Linked DNA regions of Homo sapiens: regions 1 and 2 are each linked to region 3. Evidence: chromatin contacts called from ENCODE Hi-C or POLR2A ChIA-PET data. All regions are on one chromosome and are shown on one strand. The core of a region is the stretch at or near the end of the contact, and the rest is flanking DNA. Distances in the headings are between cores, read along the strand shown. Region 1 has its middle 23 kb from the start of CFAP161. Region 2 overlaps CEMIP (cell migration inducing hyaluronidase 1). Region 3 has its middle 22 kb from the start of TLNRD1.

Region 1 (3,990 bases), core at 306-2,805, 88 kb before region 3:
TCCTGGACACTGTGCAGTCTCTGGTGTTACTCATTAGAGGGCACAGACTTGGGCATGAGCAGAGTCCCTTGACTCCCCAAATGAATCTTAACAAGATAAACAAAGTAACATAAAGAATCATCTCACAACTTACAACGCAGATGAATTTAAAAGCCAGGTGATAATAAAATAATAAATATGCAAGGGATTTTTTAAATTCTCCTTTTATTACTTTTTACTCTTTTTATCATAAAATATTCATTTTACATGTGATTATATCAAGTTTTAAATTTACATTCCTCAAAAACTCTCAAAGCCAAGATTAAAACAGAAATGCACTCATACATTATTGGATGCTGTGCAATTTACTCAGTATTACTTAGCAATAAATATCCCCTTAAAATCAGGCCACCACTCACCTCGCTTTAAAAGTATTATTTTGACATAAACTAGCTATATACTAGAAAACTTAATTTGCTATTGTTTTCTTTTTTATGATTTATGTATTTATTTTAGGGTCTCAGGTACATTAAATTGGATTATGACACACTCTCAGCAGTGGTCCTCTAGTTATTTAGCCGGTTATTTTTAAATAATGTAATAAGCACTTGTAAACCTATAACCCCAAAATAAAAGCTAAGATCTTGATAATAATCTACATCTAAATATAAGAGTCTTTCATTCCCCATCCCTCCCTACCTCCAGCCAAGGTAACCATCTCCTAAATCCTGTGTTCATTATCCACTTGCTTTTCTTTTTATATAGTTTTATTATACCTATATGTAATCTCAAAATTATGTTTTAATTTTAAGTTCATAAAGATATAACATGCTCTATGTATTGTTTTCATTATTTGATGAAGCTCTTGGGAAAATTTAATTGGAGCCTTTCATTACTTGTAAAACATCTGGCAGGAAAGAAAAGTGAAAGAAAAACTTGGGAATAATCATTTTTAGAAAAGAGAAGTGGGACAAAATTCAGATATTAGGAAAGATAAATACAGGCTATTGTCTTACTTTCCATAGTTCGGAAAGTTTAAAAGTTCTTGTTGGATGACAAATGTAAGTCATCACAGTGTAGTAAAGAAAAAAAAAAAACAGATTGAAGCTCCTTTCACTCGGCTTGCGCAAGTATTTTTGTCTCTGAGCCTCAGCATCTTCATCATTAAAAACAGATTAAAGATATTACTGGTAACTCTCGGGAAAGTATTTCCAAAATAATCTGCAATATGTTAATAGGTGTGAAAGGGGAAAGGGTTCTATGGTCAAATAAATTTGAGAAATGCTGAGTTAAATAGGTTTCTTGATTGCAGATCTTCTCAGATCCTTGAATTAATGGCCTGCACTATAAATCTACAAAATGGCAATAATCCATACAACACTTCCTAAGCTAATTTCAACATCAAATCCTTTTCTTTAGAATCACCTTTTAAAACTGCTATTTAAGGAACAATGACTCAGAGACTTTTTGAAACTTAAATGACATAATAATAGAAATGATGAATAGGATTTGGACATGCAGATGCAAGAACAGAGGTAAGCACTTTCCAGGCAGAGGAAGGAGGATGAGGCCAAGCACAGAAGCAAGAAAGCAAGGGCCAGGAGGGACACAGGGTGATGAGAGGCAGAGGGGAGATGATGGGAAAGTACCTTCAGCATCGAGGCAAGAGTTGGTGGTTTTCTTCTGCAAGTAGTGGAGAGCCCCTGAAACTTTCAGAAGAGGAAATTGACAAGGGACAGAGAGTAGAGCTTTCGGAAGGTTGCTGGGGCTACAGGCCATTGCCTGGATTTAAAGCAGACAGGCCAGGGTAGGGGGTCAGGAAGCCTAGTTAAAGATAGCCCCAGGAGAGGTGATGCCGTGTGCTGACTTAAGCAGTGGCAGCGGGGATAAGGAGGTGGAACTAAATAAGAAAAGAATCAAAAGTGATATTGTCAGGTCTTGGAAAAATGACACTGCAATGGGCAAATCCTTTCAATTGTTCATTCAACCAAAATTCACTGTGCGTCAAGCACTGTGCTCAGCCTTCTGGATGCAGTGGGAAATAAGATACTCATGGTCCCCGCCTTTGTGGAGAGTCAGAAGGAGAAGACTGTTCTGAACAAGTAGTTACATGTGTAAGGTGTGTTGCCGAAGGGTCAGTACAGGGAGGATTTCTCTGAAAGGAATTCAGCAATGTTTTCCCACTAAATAACAGTCCTTTGAAAAAGCAGACAGGATATTGAAAATAATCCAGTTTAACAGAACTACATAATCATTTTTTAATAGCTCATCTGATCAAAGGCACGTATTCCTATTCTCTGCAAAGAACATAGAGTGATGTCTCTACATAGAAAGGGTCTCCTAGTCTTTTTTGTCTCCATCTATTTTTGCCTTCAGCTTCTAGCAGACCCCTGGGGGAAAGAATATCACACCAACAATGCACCTTTGCTTCTCCGCAGCCCAGCATGGCCACCAGAGCCCAGCATTCGTCCCCAGGAACAGGACTATGAGCCTAAGGTCTTGCATCCCCTTTTTAGTGCCCTTGATCATCTGGTGGTCAGTCTCCAGTCCCCTTCCACCGAAGCTGACCACTTGGGTAATATGCCTGCTTATACTATGAAATCCTGAGAGCGGAAGAGATTTCTTACTATTTACTTTCTCCACTGGCTTCTAAAAAGGGAAACCCTTTTGTAGTTAACACTCTGGTGGGTATGGGAATGCCGGCATGGACCCAGAGTAGTGTTTAGTCTCAGTCTGCCTAAGAGAGTGAAAAGAAATGAAGTTTCCCATCTGTGGTGATGCATTCTCCAGAAGCACCCAGAGGCAAGGGTGACCAGGAGAACAGCACCCTCCTGGAAATTCACAGATATCCTGGGGAGGGTTTCAGACTTCTAAGTGGCATAAAGGGGATGGAGGGAGTGGGGGGCTTCAAGTCATTTATTCTAGATATCAAAAAACATAGAGACCTTTAACTGATATTTTCGTTATAGGAGGATGCTGTCCTTCAAAATCACCAGAAAATTTTTTAAATTTTTGCCCCCTTTTAAGCAGGGGAGACTTCTTTTAAACAAAAGCAAGACAGAATTCAATTACATAAAACAAATATGAGAGGTCTTCAAAAAGTTCATGGAAGACACATCTTATGAAAAAACTATACATGGATTTAAAAAAATTTTGCACCAAAACAAACTCACACTAACCTGTACTGAATGTCTGAACAGGATCTATTTTGAGGCACTAAGAAGGATAAGACATCAGTTTGCAAAGATCTCGTATCAGAGCTACATGGATTCTGCTAAAATTGGACCAAGAACAAACATCAAATTTATGCAGAAATTTGGGTGGAAAAATGGTGAAATCACTGATGCTTTATGAAAGTTTATGGTAATAATGCCCCAAAGAAATCAGCAGTTTAAAAATGAATAATTAATTTTAATAAGGGATGAGGCAATGTTGAAGATGAAGCCTGCAGTGGTAGACCATCCACATCAATTTGGAAGGAAAAATATTATCTTCTTTATGCCCTGATTAAAGAGAATTGACATTAACAGTAGAAACAATAACCAACATCATAGACATCTCAATTGGTAACTTACGCAATTCTTTTTTGAGATAAGGTCTTACCCTGTCATCTAGGTTGGGGTGCCATGGTGCAATCATAGGTCATCACAGCCTCAAACTCCTGGACTCCAGTGATCCTCCTGCCTCAGCCTCCTGAATAGCTGGGACTACAGGCATACACCACCACACCCAGCTAATTTTTAAATTTTTTGTAGAGACAGGGTCTTACTATGTTGCCCAGGCTGGAGCACATACAATTCTAACCGAAAAAAGCAAAGTTGAACAAACTTTCTACTTGATGGGTGCCAAAACCATTGTGCCCAGCTCAGCTGCAGACAAGAGCACAGCTTTCAATGGAACTTTTAAACAAGGGGGATTAAGATCCTGAAGCATTTCTTTGAAGAACTGCAACAGGAGATGAAATATGGCTTTGCCAGTATGATCCTGAAGACAAAGCACAATCAAAGCAAT
Region 2 (4,157 bases), core at 463-2,962, 89 kb after region 3:
CTTTCTGCTGATGGACGCAGCCCAGGCCTTACTGTGTAATCCAGCTAATGCTTTCTGTTCATCTTCATAAAAGTGCTCTGTTGAGCTTCCAGTGGAAATTTGAGAAGAGTCTGCATAATAGTCAGATGGCAAATTTTGGACAAAGGACAGAGATGTGGACGGAGGAGGAAGGGAGTAAGAGAGAGAGAGAGAGAACTTTTTTAATTCTACCATAAAATGCAACTCGCCTATAACTGGCAGTTGCTCTGCCTGATTTTAGAGAGTGCCTGGGTGTGTTGGCCTACTTCTCCCTCCTACTCCCTCTCAGTGTCTGGCCCCTGAGGCCAGTCCTTGTGGTGCCACAACACACTGCATGAATAAATGGTGCCTCATTTCAGAGGAAAAACTGAAAGCAAGACTGTCAGCCATTGAGTTCCAGGGACCTAAGAGCCTGGATGCTTTATCCCAGCATTGGTTTAAAACACTGTGTTGGCCGGGCGCGGTGGCTCATGCCTGTAATCCCAGCACTTTGGGAGGCCGAGGCGGGTGGATCACCTGAGGTTGGGAGTTCGAGACCAGCCTGACCAACATGGAGAAACCCTGCCTCTACTAAAAATACAAAATTAGCTGGGCATGGTGGCACATGCTTGTAATCCCAGCTACTAGGGAGGCTGAGGCAGGAGAATCGCTTGAACCTGGGAGGCGGGGGTTGCAGTGAGCCGAGATCACGCCATTGCCCATTGCACTCCAGCCTGGGCAACAAGAGCGAAACTCCATCTCAAAACAAAAACAAAAACAAAAAAAACGCCATGTCCTGTTTTATGGCACATCCCAAATTCATAAGACAATATCCCCATAACTGTGGCCAAGAGAGACAATCACACCAACGTGCAATGATGTTGTGCTTTTGGAAGGAAGTGCTTATCTTCCCCTCTAGTTTTATCGCATATAAGATGGAAAGAGAACCAACCCTGCCCATCTTAGGAAGTTGCCCTGAGTATCAGAAGGTAAAGCGTACATTAAAGCATTTTGTAAGATGTAAAGTGAAGGGAAAATATTATGAATAACCGTTAATAACCAGTTGCCAGTTATGATAATCTGGCAAGCTCTAACGATGAGCTTTTTTTTCACAGAAGATAAGCAACATATCAGAAAGAAAGTGTGGGAAGGAAAATCAAGGCTCCATATGGGATACCTAGACCTTGAGCTGAGGCTGTGTAATGCTGACAGTGTGGATGCCAGGCTTGAGGGTTTGGTCATCCTTCAATTATTCAGGACATGACTGTCCTCCATCAGCTCCCTTCTGACCCCACTTCCCTTCTTATCTTCCTCACATCATCATATCAACCACTCACTCCCATTAGCATCTTGGCCCTTCCTCTGCCCACACCTACAGCAGAAGCCACCCCATGGCTCATTGCACAGCTCCGCCTCTCCCAGGGCTCTTGAGCAGGGCTGAGAAAATCCCACAGCCTGGGAGAGAGGTGCCTCTGCAAATGCACCGCCTCCAGTCTCCACTGGGTTTTCAACACTGCCAGGCACTCCTTCCACAAGCTTCTTGTCAACATTTTCCACTCTCTACAGCAACTCTTCCAAATCTTTATCGCTCTCTGGAGGTTACTTTCCTCAAGCCCAGTCCCCACATTCTCAGCACATGACATCACATTCTACTGCAGAGAGAAACACCCTCAGCTTCCTGCCCTCTGCCCTGTCTTCCTCTGGTCCTTCTTCCTGCTAAATGCTAGCCCTGCCACCTACTCTGGCACCTGACCCCCACCAGCTGCACCCTGTGCCCTCTTTGCCCCTTATGGCCCTTTTCCTTCAGCCCAACACCATCTCCCTCTCCTATCACTCCTCCACCCCCAAACCACCATTTAGCTCCTTTCTAACACCCCAATTCCTGACACCCACGGTGGTGATAATAATGCCTGCCTTGTAGGATAGTTGTGAAGACAGCTATTCATACATGTTTCCTTCATTCTCTGAGACGACCTGGCTCACTGTGAACCTGACAATTCATTTTCTCAGGCCTCTCTCCCGTTACTCATTTATTCATTAGTCATTCATCAAAATACTAGAAGTAACAATAATATAATAATAGCTAACTAATATTTTAAGTTCTGCCCTGTTCTAGGCACCATCTAGACCTGCCCTGTCCCTCATGTGGCCACTGAGCACTGGACATGTGGCCACTGTGACTCAGGATCTGAATTTTAAACTTCAATTCATTTAAATTTCAAAACAAAAGCAATGTAAATATTTTTTCCTATCCCATTACCCTGATTTGATCATTACACATTGTATACATATATCAAATATCACACATTCTCCAAGAGAATATACTATGATATAGCAATAAAAATGCAAAAATAAATTAAAAATAAAATTAAAAATTCACATTAAACACAACGTTATTGTTTCAGTAGGACTACACTTCCCTTGGTTGAAAATTGAGTGGGCTATAAGTGTAAAATACACAGTAGACTTTGAAGACTTAGAAAAAAAACAAGAAGTGTTTTTAATGATTTTCTACACTGATTCATTTTGAATGATAGTATTTTTAATACAATTAAAGTATTATTAAAATTAAATTCTGTTTCTTTTTACTTTTTAACATGGCTACCAGAAAATTTAAGATTACATGTGTGGCTTGCATTATATTTCTATTGGATAAGGCTGATGAAACATTTTACTTGTATTTTCTGAAGCCACCCCCAAAATCTCGCTAGGAAAGTTCAACTATTTTACAGGTGAGGAAACTGAGGCTCCAAGAGACCAAGTAATTTGCCCAAGGTCCAATGGTAAGTGTTGGAGCCTGACTTGAATCGAAGCAGTTGACCCAGAGGGTTCTTTTTTTCTAAGCATTTTGCTCACCAAGTGTTTTGACTTTAACTTTGTAAAAATCCTACTGGGTGAGGGGAAAAAATAAAAGGAAAGAAAGAAAAAGAAAAAAAAATTCTGTATCTCTTTCTGGCCTGAAACAGAGCCAGGCATAGAGTAGACACTCACTGAATGCTTGTTGCATGAGTGAATAAGTGAGTGGCCGGCCCCCAGAATGGTGTCCCCACCTGTGCATAGCACCCACTGCAAATGGCCCCTCTCCAGTCGGGAACATTGATGCAGTCTGGGTGCCGGACCAGCCAGTTGTCATTCTTCGTGAGGTAGGAGCCAGGGTACTCGGACACGGAGCCGTCGACGTCATGGAACACAGATGTCTTATCCCCATCCATGTCCAGCTGGTTGAACCAGGGCCCAGGCTCTCCGAAGAACACTCTGGAAGTAATCTAAACAGAGCCCAGGAAAGTTAGGCAGGGCTAGAAGGTGAAGGGAAACTGCAGCCGTCATCAGGCCAGGGCGAGGTTTCCGATTTCCACTGACGTTACAAGCCAGCCAAAACAAAGATGCTCTCGGGCACTGAGAGAAACCACGTGGCTGACCCCTCCGATGCAACCGGAGTCACAGTCAAAGGTTCACTGTGCCTCAACTCCCAGACCTAGCACATGCTTTTGGCCTCTGCTCACTGGAGGGTTGGCTGCTGTGGATGAGCTTGGAGACTGCTCTGACACACAGCCTTCACCAACTGCAGAGATGGAGGAGGGGGACTGAGGACTGTGAGTGTGACTGTGTGTGAGAGGGAGGTGGGGGTGATGTGTGTATGAGAAAGGGTACACACACTTTTACACATACACACACACATACACGGGGGCATCCGTGTGCGAGAGAAGATGCATGTGGCACGTTTCAGGAAGACAGTTTTGCAGCATGAGCCCTTGCAGATTTCCATAACTGACCTCTTTCAGGCTCTCAGTTGCCTGAGTAAAGACATTAAGTCATTTCAGTTTCACATCGTTTCCCTCAGCCTGCCAGGAACTGGGCAAACAGGCAAAAGGCAGGAGCAGGGAGGAGAAGGAGGGAAAAGTCTGGGAATCCATAACCTGAAGGAAATGCACAGGAGGACTGGCCCCGGCTGGTCTCACAGGGCAGCCCTTGCTCCTGATCTCCTAATCCTCCGCCCCTCTTCTGCCTTCTCTGTCTAGGGCAAGGAGGCCTCTGTTTATAGTCTGCTCTCGGGGAGAGATTAAACAGAACATCATCAGCTAAGACTTCCCTTGGAAACTGTGGGGCTTGTTAGATTCTTTGTGCCAACTCAGGTGGCCTGGTCAGAAGACTCAGTTTGT
Region 3 (3,785 bases), core at 411-2,910:
ACCTGGGAACAACTCAAATGTCTCCCAACAACAGACGAGATAAAAGAGTTGTATTACATTTACGTAGTGAAATACTGTGCAATATTGGGAAAGGATGAACTGCAAGTGTATGCAACAACATGGATGAATTTCACAACATACTGAATGAAAAACAAGGTATTTAGAAGTCAGGGTGGCGGCATCCTTGGCAGAAGGCATGAGGAAAAGGAAGGGGACACAGGGAAAGCGGGTCTGCAGTGATGGTTGTGTTGTTTCCTGATCTAGCTGCTGGTTTCACAAGTGTGTCCACTGTGCGAAGATTCATCGACATTTATACCCATGATTTGTGCACTTGTATATATGTTACGCTTGAATTAAAAGTTTACTTAGAAAAAGGAAAAGTTTACCATTCACCTCTAAATCAAAGCCTCTTTTCTGTTAGTGATTTCGCAGCAGCACCTCGGAGGTGTCCAACCCCTCCTTCCCCCTGCCTCCACCACAGTCTGGCTTCGTAGGATCTTTCTTCTGTGTGGCTGGCGTTTGTCTCCTCCCATCCTGCTTAACTTCCCCAGTCAGGGCCTCAACCCCTCAGACCTGTTATGAATGAAATCATGGCCTCTCTGGGCTCCCTGCTTCCTGTCTGTCCCATCCAGCTCCTTTAAAGTGTTTGCTCTGGATCTCTGCTTTCATCATAATCCTCCTTTTAAACTTCCAGTCCACCATCATCAAGTCCGCGATAAAATGCAGCTTCTCTGCATGGCACTCAGGCCGCCCTTTTAAAAATCAGGCCACACGTCCCTTCCAACTTCGTCCAGTCTGTGCTCCCTAATGAGCCAATTCTCCAGCCAGATGGTCCCCTCCTCCCTCATTGTCAGCACACTCTTGTGGCTTCTGCCTGCAACCCCAAGCAGGAGAGAAAGCCCAAGCCCACTCCATCTTGCTCATTCTTCCCAGGACCAACTCAGGTTTCTTTAGCCTTCCCGATAAGACCTTGACATTAGCCTCATCCAATTCCTCTCTCCTCTGAGTTTGGCTGTCCATACTTACTTGCCCAAATCATTCAGGGTTGGCCTTATGGGCACGTGCCCCTTGAAAGGAGCTGGAGAGGAAAAAAATGTTCTGAACTGTTTTCATTCATGCTTAGGCTGGGAACACATGCTGGTCACCATTGAATACAAAACCTCCTCTGGCTCCCAGACGTAGATCACTCAAACACCCAACCTGATCTTGAACTTCAAAATGCAAAAAAAGTAAACTCGGCAGGGAGAAAACTGCCCACTGACTACCAAAGATGACACAGCATGAATATTTCCTCCAGCTACACAATGGAGAAGCTGAGTAATATGCAGAATTCACTAAATGACGGGGACTAAGATCACAGGGGTTTTAAGGTCAGCTGAAACTCGATTGCCGTAGTTTTCCTTCCTCTTGGGTAAAAGCTTCTCTGAGCAAACCACATTTTTTCAGAGAATCAAGGCTAGAGTCCCTGGTGAGGCAGTTCGTTCCTGGCCTTCTGTCCTGGGCCACGTGCTTCTCAGCCCTTCCCTGTTGGGCTGCGGGAGGGTTCAAGATGGAATGAGGTAATGCTGGCAGGACAGCTGCCCAGGGAGCGAACGAAACTCTGCCCTGGTTGCAGCCTAAGCAGGACAGGAAGCAAATTAGCAGAAGCAAGCAGTAATTTGACTGCCAACAATAGGAGTCAAAACTGCATTTCTGACCCTGCACCGTTGATCCTCCTCACAACAATAGTCATCCACAAGCCATAAAAAGGCCGATGAAACACTATTTGAGATTGCAAATGCTGGAGTCAAAAGAGTCCTGGGTCCAAATTCTGGCTCTGCCACCCATCCGCTGTACGACCTCGGACAACTTGCCTAAGGTCTGTTAGACTCTGATTCTTAAATGTGCATATTTCATCAAGGTACTGTATGAAATGAGGATGTATGTAAAGTGTGTAGTACATAGCAAGAGCCCAATAAATAGACAGTATGTTCTATGGGCTTTTGTGAACCCCTGCCATCTTGAGTTTATTAACCCTCCATGCGTAAAAACTCCCTCACATTTTTTGCTTCCTTACGTTCTTTTTTTTTTTTTTGAGATGGAGTTTTGCTCTTGTTGCCCAGGCTGGAGTGTAATGGCGCAATCTTGGCTCACTGCAACCTCCGCCTCTGGGGTTCAGGCGATTCTCCTGCCTCAGCCTCCCAAGTACCTTAGATTACAGGTGCCTGCCACCATACCCGGCTAATTTTTTGTATTTTTTAGTAGAGACGGGGTTTCACCATGTTGGCCAGGCTGGTCTCAAACTCCTGACCTCAGGTAATCCACCCGCCTTGGCCTCCCAGAGTGCTGGGATTACAGGTGTGAGCCAACGCGCCTAGGGTTATCATGAGGATTAAATGAGTTAATGTATACAGTCAGCCCTCTGTATCTGTGGGCTCCATATCTGTGGGTTCAACGAACTGCAGACAGAAAATATTTGAAAGAAAAAATGATGTCTGGGCTGGGTGTGGTGGCTCATACCTGTAATCCCAGCACTATTGGAGGCCAAGGCAGGTGGATCGCTTGAGGTCAGGAGTTCAAGACCAGCCTGGGCAACATGGTGAAACCCCGTCTCCATTAAAAATACAAAAATTAGCTGGGCATGATGGTGCATGCCTGTAGTCCTAGCTACTCAGGAGGCTGAAGCAGGAGAATCCCTTGAACCCAGGAGGTAGAGGTTGCAGTGAGCCAAGATCCACCACTGCACTCCAGCCTGGGCAACAGAGTGAGACTCTTTAAAAAAAAAAAAAAAAAAGAAAGAAAGAAAGAAAAGAAAAGAAAAGAAAAAATGATGTCTGATGTCTGAACTGAACAAGTAGAGACTTTTTTATATTGTCATTATTCCCTAAACAACACGGTATAACAATTATTTACATAACATCTACATTGTAGTAGGTATTATAAGTAATCTAGATATGATTTAAAGTATACAGGGCTGGGTGCAGTGGCTCACGCCTATAATCCCAGCACTTCTGTAGTCCAAGGCAGGCAGAAGGCTTGAGCCCACAAGTTCAAGACCAGCCTGGGCAACATGGTGAAACCCATCTCTACAAAAAAAATAGAAGCTAATCTGTGAAGATGAAGACTATATGTATGAGTCATTCACATGCTGGTGGTAAATTATCAATCTGCAAAATTAATCTGCAATATATAAAAATTAGCCCCATGTGGTAGCCTGCACCTGTAGTTCCAGCTACTCAGAAGGATGAAGTGGGAGGATCACCTGAGACCCTAGAGGTCGAGACTACAGTGAGCCATGATCGTGCCACTACACTCCAGCTTGGGTGATGGAATAAGACTCCATCTCAAAATGATAATAATAAAGTATACAGGAGGATGTGCACAGATTATATGCAAATACAACACCATTTTACATCAGGGAGTTGAGCATCCAGGGATGTTAGTATCCAAGGGGGTCCTGGAATCAATCCCCCACAGATACAAAGGAACAATTCTAAGTGCTTGGAAATGCACCTAGAACATAGAAAGTATCATGTAGGTGTCAGTTATTATTAGGAAAGCCTGGGGCAAAGGATACGAAATTACAAGGAAGATGATGCTGAAGACAAATTCTCCCATTTCCCAACTCAGGGGCCTGGCTAGAGTCACTGTTTCTCTCTGCAAACTGGCCATTTCCATTTCCACCGTCTTTTGCTGCCAACACGGAGAAGAGCTTCTGTGCTACAGCCGAGCCACATTTTGGTGCACGAAGATGTGCGGGTTGCCTGAGGATTCTAAGCAGCAGTTCTAGTACGTTTTCCACAGGC

The links. A loop is a pair of places that touch in the nucleus more often than their neighbours do. ChIA-PET counts read pairs that join two places held with the same protein, here RNA polymerase II (POLR2A). Pooled maps may share reads with other maps.
Region 1: a loop to region 3 is called in a pooled map, with 6 times the contacts of the local background. The contact joins two enhancer-like sites. A Hi-C loop is called at or near these places in 7 of 37 single-sample maps with no recorded cell type and 5 of 50 pooled maps. POLR2A ChIA-PET finds 5 or more read pairs at or near these places in 2 of 52 experiments (GM12878 and activated CD4-positive, alpha-beta T cell).
Region 2: POLR2A ChIA-PET joins it to region 3 with 12 read pairs in AG04450. The contact joins two enhancer-like sites. POLR2A ChIA-PET finds 5 or more read pairs at or near these places in 2 of 52 experiments (AG04450 and activated CD4-positive, alpha-beta T cell).

Annotation. Positions count from the first base shown.
Region 1 is chr15:81,109,281-81,113,270 of GRCh38, reverse strand. It overlaps a transcript of CFAP161 not described here. Among named protein-coding and RNA genes, the nearest start is that of CFAP161, 23 kb to the left of the region's middle. RefSeq lists an enhancer at 1,507-1,666. Within about 2 kb of position 1,555, at least 2 of the 41 ENCODE cell types and tissues checked have a DNase peak (open chromatin) inside an H3K27ac peak, as active enhancers do.
Region 2 is chr15:80,932,351-80,936,507 of GRCh38, reverse strand. CEMIP (cell migration inducing hyaluronidase 1) reads right to left here. Exons shown (of 30, transcript NM_001293298.2): 23 at 3,048-3,263. Among named protein-coding and RNA genes, the nearest start is that of MESD, 55 kb to the left of the region's middle. Within about 2 kb of position 1,712, at least 10 of the 41 ENCODE cell types and tissues checked have a DNase peak (open chromatin) inside an H3K27ac peak, as active enhancers do.
Region 3 is chr15:81,021,431-81,025,215 of GRCh38, reverse strand. No RefSeq gene overlaps it. Among named protein-coding and RNA genes, the nearest start is that of TLNRD1, 22 kb to the right of the region's middle. RefSeq lists enhancers at 414-708, 1,717-1,866. Within about 2 kb of position 1,660, at least 26 of the 41 ENCODE cell types and tissues checked have a DNase peak (open chromatin) inside an H3K27ac peak, as active enhancers do.